Regions from separate parts of the Homo sapiens genome. Here region 1 is linked to region 2. The links are chromatin contacts, found by Hi-C or POLR2A ChIA-PET in ENCODE. All regions are on one chromosome and are shown on one strand. The core of a region is the stretch at or near the end of the contact, and the rest is flanking DNA. Distances in the headings are between cores, read along the strand shown. Region 1 has its middle 18 kb from the start of RUSC2. Region 2 overlaps UNC13B (unc-13 homolog B).

Evidence for each region. Hi-C counts contacts between places; a loop is a spot of excess contacts on that map. ChIA-PET counts read pairs that join two places held with the same protein, here RNA polymerase II (POLR2A). Pooled maps may share reads with other maps.
Region 1: a loop to region 2 is called in a map of aorta, with 4 times the contacts of the local background. The contact joins two enhancer-like sites. A Hi-C loop is called at or near these places in 36 of 168 maps with a recorded cell type or tissue (Caco-2, Calu3, GM12878 and 23 more), 22 of 37 single-sample maps with no recorded cell type and 36 of 50 pooled maps. POLR2A ChIA-PET finds 5 or more read pairs at or near these places in 2 of 52 experiments (A549 and MCF 10A).

The regions. Positions count from the first base shown.
Region 1 is chr9:35,469,670-35,473,616 of GRCh38, reverse strand. It overlaps the pseudogene ATP8B5P. Among named protein-coding and RNA genes, the nearest start is that of RUSC2, 18 kb to the left of the region's middle. Within about 2 kb of position 2,501, at least 5 of the 41 ENCODE cell types and tissues checked have a DNase peak (open chromatin) inside an H3K27ac peak, as active enhancers do.
Region 2 is chr9:35,256,003-35,259,875 of GRCh38, reverse strand. UNC13B (unc-13 homolog B) reads right to left here. Exons shown (of 40, transcript NM_001371189.2): 7 at 826-883. Among named protein-coding and RNA genes, the nearest start is that of UNC13B, 96 kb to the right of the region's middle. Within about 2 kb of position 1,340, at least 3 of the 41 ENCODE cell types and tissues checked have a DNase peak (open chromatin) inside an H3K27ac peak, as active enhancers do.

The DNA of each region.
Region 1 (3,947 bases), core at 1,252-3,751, 210 kb before region 2:
TTTAACTATTTTAAATGTAAAATGCAATGACATTAATTATATTCACAATGTTGTGCAACAATCACCACTATATATTTCCAACATTTTTTCAGCACCCCAAACAGAAACTTCCCATTTTTTCCCATCACCAGCCCCTAGTAACCTCTAGTCTATTTTTTGTCTCTATGAATTTGCCTATTCTAGATAGTTCACATAAGTAGAATCATAAAATTTTTGTCTTTTTGTGTTTAGCTTACATCACTTAGCATAATGCTTTCAAGGTTCATCCATGTTGTAGCATGTATCAAATTTCATTACTTTTTATGGATGATTCACATTCCATTGTATGTATATGCTATACCACAGTTTCTTTATCCATTCATCTGTGGATGGACATGTGGGTTATTTCTATCTCTGGACTTATGCGAATAATGTCACAATGAACGTTGGTATACATGTATCCGAGTTCTTGTTTTCAAGTTTTGGGGGTATATACCTAGGAATCAAATTGCTGGGTCATATGGTGATTTAAAGGAGGGGCCTTAAAAGCTTATTTATTCTGATTCCTTCATCCTAGACTTGCAGTCAAGATGCCTGCCCCCCAGTCTCCTCAGGCCACCTAGCTCCCAGTTCCCAGTAAGCTCCTTTCCCTAAGCCAATGGTAAGAAGAGGTTTGCTTGGGCCTCAACTCTTCTCCCCTAAGTGAGAATAAGATGAAGCTAGAAGTTAGTCACTGGATCTGTGATAGACTTCACACCTCAGGAAGCCCTCCAATCATAAGAGTTACCCAGAAGAGATGTGGACACAGTTTTAGAATGTTTGGGATTCTTGACCAGTGGATGACAGACTGAATAGGGGTAGAAGACATGTCTGATGCCAAGCATGGAAACACTCATGGTCCTTTTCAACTTTACCCAGTATATGGTCAGGTCAGAGAATTAAGAGGCTCACCCAAATCAGCTCATCCAAAAATAAGCCTTCAGAGTTTATATAAGTGAAAATTTGTTTGACATGGTTACCAAACAAATAATAGGAAATATAGGAAATAATAGGAAATATTAGAGTGCTCTAGTCTTTTTTTTTTTTTTTTTTAGACAGGAGTTTCACTCTTGTCACCCAGGCTGGAGTGCAGTGGCATGATCTTGGCTCACTGCAACTTCCACCTCCCGGGTTTAAGAAATTCTCCCACCTCAGCCTCCCAAGTAGCTGGGATTACAGGCATGTGCCACCATGCCTGGCTAATATTTTTGTATTTTTTGTTGAGATGGGGTTTCACCATGTTGGCCAGGCTCGTCTCGAGCTTCTGACCTCAGGTGATCCGCCTGCCTCAGACTCCCAAAGTATTGAAATTACAGGCGTGAGCCAACGCACCCGGCCTAGCTTTTTTTAATTAAAAAATTTCAATTACTTATTGATATGAAATTTACTTAGTTAACATATAATTATCCATTTTAATGTGTACAATTTAGAGGCATTTAGTGCATTTACAATGTGCAACTACCACCTCTCTCAAGTTTCTAAACTTTTTCGTCACCCCAGAAAGATTATTCCATGTGTTCTAGTTTTTTAGATGTGATTACCTTCCTCTGTTAGCTAGGACACTGGGTATGACTGTTCACACACATGAGGACTTAACTCTATCACAAAAACAAGCTTATGCTTAAGGCATAAGATAAATAAGGGATTGGGCCTGGGAGACACTGATCAAACTCTGACTACCCTTTGATGGTTTCTCTCAATAATATTTATTGCTGTAAAGGGGAATCAAGAAATTAGCAGCTTCAGTAATACATTGACTGCTCCATTTAATTTATTTTTAATTTTATTATTAATTGACAAATACTAATTGTATATATTTATGGATACAATGTGATGTTTTCATATATGTATACACCATGGAATGATTATATCAAGCTAACTAACATATTTATCACCTTGCATACTTATTTTTTTGTAGTGAGAACATTTAAAACTCTTTTAGTAATTTTGAAATATGCAATACATTATTATTAACTAGGATCAACATGCTGTGCAATGGATCTTGAAGACTTATTCCTCCTGCCTAACTGAAACTTTGTACCCTTTGACCAACATCCATCTGATTTAAAGTGGGAGTGAACTGAGTACATAGACATTGGGGACTCCTTGAGGACAGAGACTAAGTCTTGCACATCTCGGTATTCTCAATGCCCAACACAATAGATTGTACCTATAAGATGCTAAATAAATGCTTTTTGGTTAGAACTGTTTGGGCTGGGTGGTCTTTGCTTAGAGAATAGAGACAGTTGTGAGAATAGGAGATAAATGTGAATTCCAGAGGCTTACAGATTTAGAGCTAGATTAGTCTTGAAAACAATTTGCAAAGTAAAAATTTCCCAGGACTTGGGGAAAGCAGGAAGACATGCATATCATAGAGCTTCCCATTAATAGAACATTTGTTGAAAATCATAATGTTCTGAGTCAGAGTCCCTGTTTTGTCAGAGAACACATATTTGACTTGGCCGAGCTCCTCAGTAAGGGTGGTAGTACGAGCCTGTGCTGGTGTGTTCCTTGGTGCATAAAACATCTTCCGATCCCAGTTGATATATAAACTGTTGCCCAATCTTATTATTTCAACACTAAGGAGAAAGCAGAAAAAGAATGGTTCTGCGTCAGAACAGGACAAGCAAATATATCATCCTGGTTTCTTTCTTAGCAGGGCTAAGCATCTGAAAATCAGAGTGTCTTCCTTGGGATTCTACCCTTCTGAAGGACCCTTCCCACCAGCCAACCCATTGTAATGCTGACTTTGGCCATTATCACCCAAGGCTTTACCACCTGGACCCAGATATACTTGATTAACTTTTTTGAGTCATACCTGGCTTTTATTCTTTTTTTTTTTTTCCATAATGTATCCAGGAAAAGTTACAATTTTGGAATTTCTGCAGTAATGCAAGGTGTGATAGAGTAACAGTTAACTTATAAAAGGCTGTGTTGGCCCAATTGGAGGATTATTGCTCCTGTCACATGGGGAAGACAGAGAACCTTGACACACTCAGAGTTTATTTCAGAAGAAGGAAAGAAGCTATGAAAATCAGGAATAGTTTATGGGCTGACCCTCTGATAAATTTCCAGGCAGAGCCAGCCTGCCTGTGGTGTGTCTCCTCCCACAACAACCTCTTCTCATTTTATATAAGTTTTCCCTATTGCCTCTGTCATACTCCTCTTCTGCTCCAAATAGCGTCCATTATAGATTCTTTATGGCTAACAAGCATGTTCATTTTAAAACAGTGAAGACTTTTAAGGGGTCTCCTTCTTATCATCATTCATACTTAATGTGTGTTAGTCTGCTTTATTATAAGAGTGATTATTAGTAATCCCTGTCTGAGACAGCTGCACTGACAGATGGGGATTTTTTCCTTTGAGGTGAGGAAGGAGGTGCTCAGGTCCTCATCATTGACTCATTACTGATAATCTCTATGCCTGGAGTTGGGACCCCTCCCATCCTTTACCATATCAGCCACCATAGCAATCTCTCTAAACCTTAGCACATAGTAGATACTCAATAAATATTACTAAATAAGGTAATCTAGTTACATAGGGTCCTTTTTTTTTTATTGCCAAAAAGCCCCGGTACAGGGTTTAGAAAGCCTGGAAAGGAGGAAACTAAAATGTGTTTGGGTGTGTGTATGTGTAAGGAAATGCAGAACCCAGAAAAGGATGATCAGAGTAGGGTAAATACTTTTTTCAGCTATTTCAAATTTTCATTCAAGGTGCTTATGAAAAAGAGGAAGGGAAACCCTTCCTCTTCTCTTCCACAACTTTTAGGAGTTGAACTTAGGTCACAATTACACCTATCTACCATCTGTCACACTGTTTGTGTGGGAAAATGGATTCTGAATTCTGATTAATTGACTTACAAGTGAATGTTTGGACCTATCTCATTGGTAAACTATGGGCTGCCTGGCCTATCTTCCTGGGGAAACTAC
Region 2 (3,873 bases), core at 91-2,590:
TCAACTTGTAGTTGATGGAGTTTGGCATGAGATTCAGAAAAAACAGAGCAACACAAAAGTATCAAAATCCCCCCCCCCCGCATCCCCCTACACACACACACACACACACATATCACAGGTTGAAAAAGCGAAATAGATCAGACTCTAAGTCAGTCCTTTAGTGTCTCAAGCTGTTTTGAGGGAAACTGGGGAGAGGGTAACAATATACCAAAAACGTATGGCTCATTTCAATAATTAATCTGTGTGATCTTGACAAATCAATCTCAGGAGAAATAAGTCAATCATTTATCAAATTTTATTGAGGTATACTATGCATAGGTGTTGAGCCAAATGCAAAGAATATAAAATGGAACAATGTCTATGTCTTTTAAAACTTTGTGTTCATGTCAAAGAAATATATATATGTCATATGATGGATGTGCACACAGTAAAATGGAAGCACACAGGAGAGACCTAAGTTAGACTTGGGAGAAGGAGAAAACAGCACAAAGATTACCCAGAAGTGATGATATTTAAACTGAGCCTTAAAGAATAATAACAGGTAAACAGGGATAGAGGGGGTTAAATCATTCCTCCAGGGGTAGAAGCTAACAAATGTAGAAAAAAAGATGAGCCCTACTCCCCCCATACAAAACCGAAAAACGTCTCCCTAAAGCTAATAGATAGACAGCCATCAGAGAAAGGCGCCTGAACAGATGTGCTTCAGGAATATCTTCTGCTTACACACATGACATCTCCACCCTCCCCAGCTCAGAATAACCCATGTTCAGAGAAGCGACAGAAAGCTACAATTAAAAGAGATTCATAGACAAGTTTCTCACTTACAACACTGGGCGGCAGCAGTGGGCAATGGCTTCCTCTGGCTTTCTTCTTGACTAGAATACTAGAAGCAGAAAGGAGAAAATAAATAAATAAATACAATCAGAAGCCCAAGTAAAGACAGGGAAAAAAATCACAACTACCTATAAAAAGGTTTAGTGTTTGGAAACAAAATTTTTATTGAACAGAAACAGAACATCCTGCTCCTATTTTCTCTGTGTGATGTTGACATATAGGCCAGACTATTGGTTATGGCCCTGGCCAAGTGAGACAGGCTAAATAAAGCAGGATAATGAAGAACTGTCCTGACCAAGGGCACCTGGGCACCCACCTAGCTCTGCCAGGCAGCTGGAGAAGGTTTGGCCTTAGAATCCTTAGAATATTTCACAGCCCTCTGAGTTTTCCTGGGGCTAATGTATAGAAGATTTCCCCATTCAGGTGATGCAAGTGAAAACCTGTCTGGGGCTGTTTTCTCATTTTTAAGTAATAGTGCTTCTTTGCTCATAAGGTCACATGGGAAATAAGTGGAACTGCTTACCTAAGCATGTGGTGCAATATCTGGTATTTATAAGAGTTCCTCTCCCACTAGCACTGTAACCTCCGCCATCCCACCCACCACAACCACCACAAAAACAAGTACACGGTACTGAAGACATAAGACAATGTTCCATAAAAGGAAAAGAATTATGTCCAAATCTTGAGGATGGGCCCGATTTAGAAGGCAAAACAGAAAGAGAAAGGCACAAACAAATTAACAGGGGTACACAGAGTCTGGAAGACAGTGAGAATAGTCTGGTTCAGGGTCCATTGGATAATTAGAAAAATGTAACTCAGCCAGGCAACTTGCAAACATGAGATTTGGAGTTCTCATCCTGACGTGGTCACTTATTCATAAGCTATGAGATCTGAGGCAAGTCAATGCTTCTCTAAAACTGCCAATGAATGAGTTACTTATTAACTCAACAAATATTGATTGAGTATCCACTACGTGCAAGGCCTTGTTCTAGGCACTGGCAAAACAGAATTTGTAAATCATGGTAAGAATTCGAACTTTTCTAGTGTACTTAGAAGCCCTTTAGGGTTTTAAGCATGAGAGAATTATGATTTGATTATACTTTTAAAAGATCAATCTGGCTGCTGTATGAGATGAACTGTAGGGAACATGAGGGTAAATAATTATTGCAATAATCCAGACAAAAGTTGATGGTGTTGTACGTAACACTCTTATGAGTATCAGTGGTGAAGAGCATTTCAAATGGTTGGGATCCAAAATACAAAACACTTTTTGTATATAAAATATACTTTATAAGCAATAGAATATGGTACAAATGTCAGAGGTAGATACTGTTATTACTAATTTCCATGGAGAATAAGAAAAGTCAAGTACAATGTAAACAATATGATAGCACTAGCAAAATTGCCAATCACAAAAATGTTCAAAACATCTTTTTTTTTTTTTTTTTTTTTTTTTTTTTTGATACAGATTCTCACTCTTTCTCCCAGGCTGGAGTGCAGTGGAGCTATTTCGGCTCACTGCAACCTTCGCCTCCTGGGTTCAAACAATTCTTGTGCTTCAGCCTCCCGAGTAGCTGGGATTACAGGCGTGAGCCACCAAACATGGCTAATATTTATATTTTTTATAAATATTTATATAAATATTTTTATAAATATTTATATAAATATTTTATAAATATTTATATAAATATTTTTATAAATATTTATATAAATATTTTTATAAATATTTATATTTTTTATAAATATAAAAAATGGGGGTTTCACCACGTTGGCCAGGCTGGTTTTGAACTCCTGACCTCAGGTGATCCACCCGCCTCAGCCTCCCAAAGTGCTGGGATTACAGGTGTGAGCCACTGCACCCAGCCAGGTTCAAAACATCTTGAAGGTCAAAGATCCACTCCAAAGTAACAAAAGGACTTGGTTATAAATAATAGCCACTACAAATAATTATGATTTTTGTAGACAGTACATAGACATAACCATGAGGAATCCCAAAATTTTAAGTATTAAGAAGAATGCAGACCTAAGAGATCAGAGTAGATATTTTCAGAAGCTATATTTAATGAATCTCTCCCAGGCCCAAAACAGAAAGCTTAAGTCCAACTAGAGTATAATTAATAATGTTAAGACAGCTAAGAAAAAAGCTACAAAATCTGTCTACAAAAAACAGACAGGGATAGTAGAAGAAAGGAAAATTACAGGCCAATTTCATTTATGAATATAGAGACAAAAATCCTAATTAATAGATTACTAGGCCAAATCTATCATATTAAATAAGTGTGTGTAATATTCATATGTGAATATGTATGTATATGTGTGCACACATATGTGTGTTAGCATATAAATGTACATATAGCCTGTCCAGGTGGGTATTAAATGCTAGGCCAGTTCAATATCTGAAAATCTACTCATATAATTCACCATATTAAACAGATCAAAAGAGAAAAACTATGTGATCAAACAGATGCAGAAAAAGATGTGATAAAACCCCATACTTTTTCATGACAAAAATGCTTAAAAAATAAGAAAGAAAATAGAATTTCCTTAATCTGATAAAGAGTATCTACCAAAATCCATGGCAAACAGCATACTTTAAAACTTATAAAGCAGTCCCCTTACAGTCAGAAGACAGACAAGGCTCTCCACTCTTACAATGTTAAAAATTATACTAGATGTCTTAGGCATTGAATGTTTTAAATAAAAGGTCATGAGAAACAAGAAAAGTCTGAGAAAATACTACAACCAAGAGAAGCCTAAGGAGACATGACAACTAAGTGTAATGCAATATCCTGGATGAGATCCTGAAATAACAAAAAAGACTCAAGGTAAAAACTGAGGAAATCTGAATAAACTATGGAATTTTAGCTTTATTTTTTAGTTAATAAAATAAATAAAAAATACTCTTTAGTTAATAATAATGTACCAATATTAGTTCATTAACTGTAACAAATGTATCACACTAACAAAACTGCCTTTGCAAAAATCATAACTAAGGAAAGTATGACAGTGAAAGAAATCAGACCTAACCAGTTCCATCTT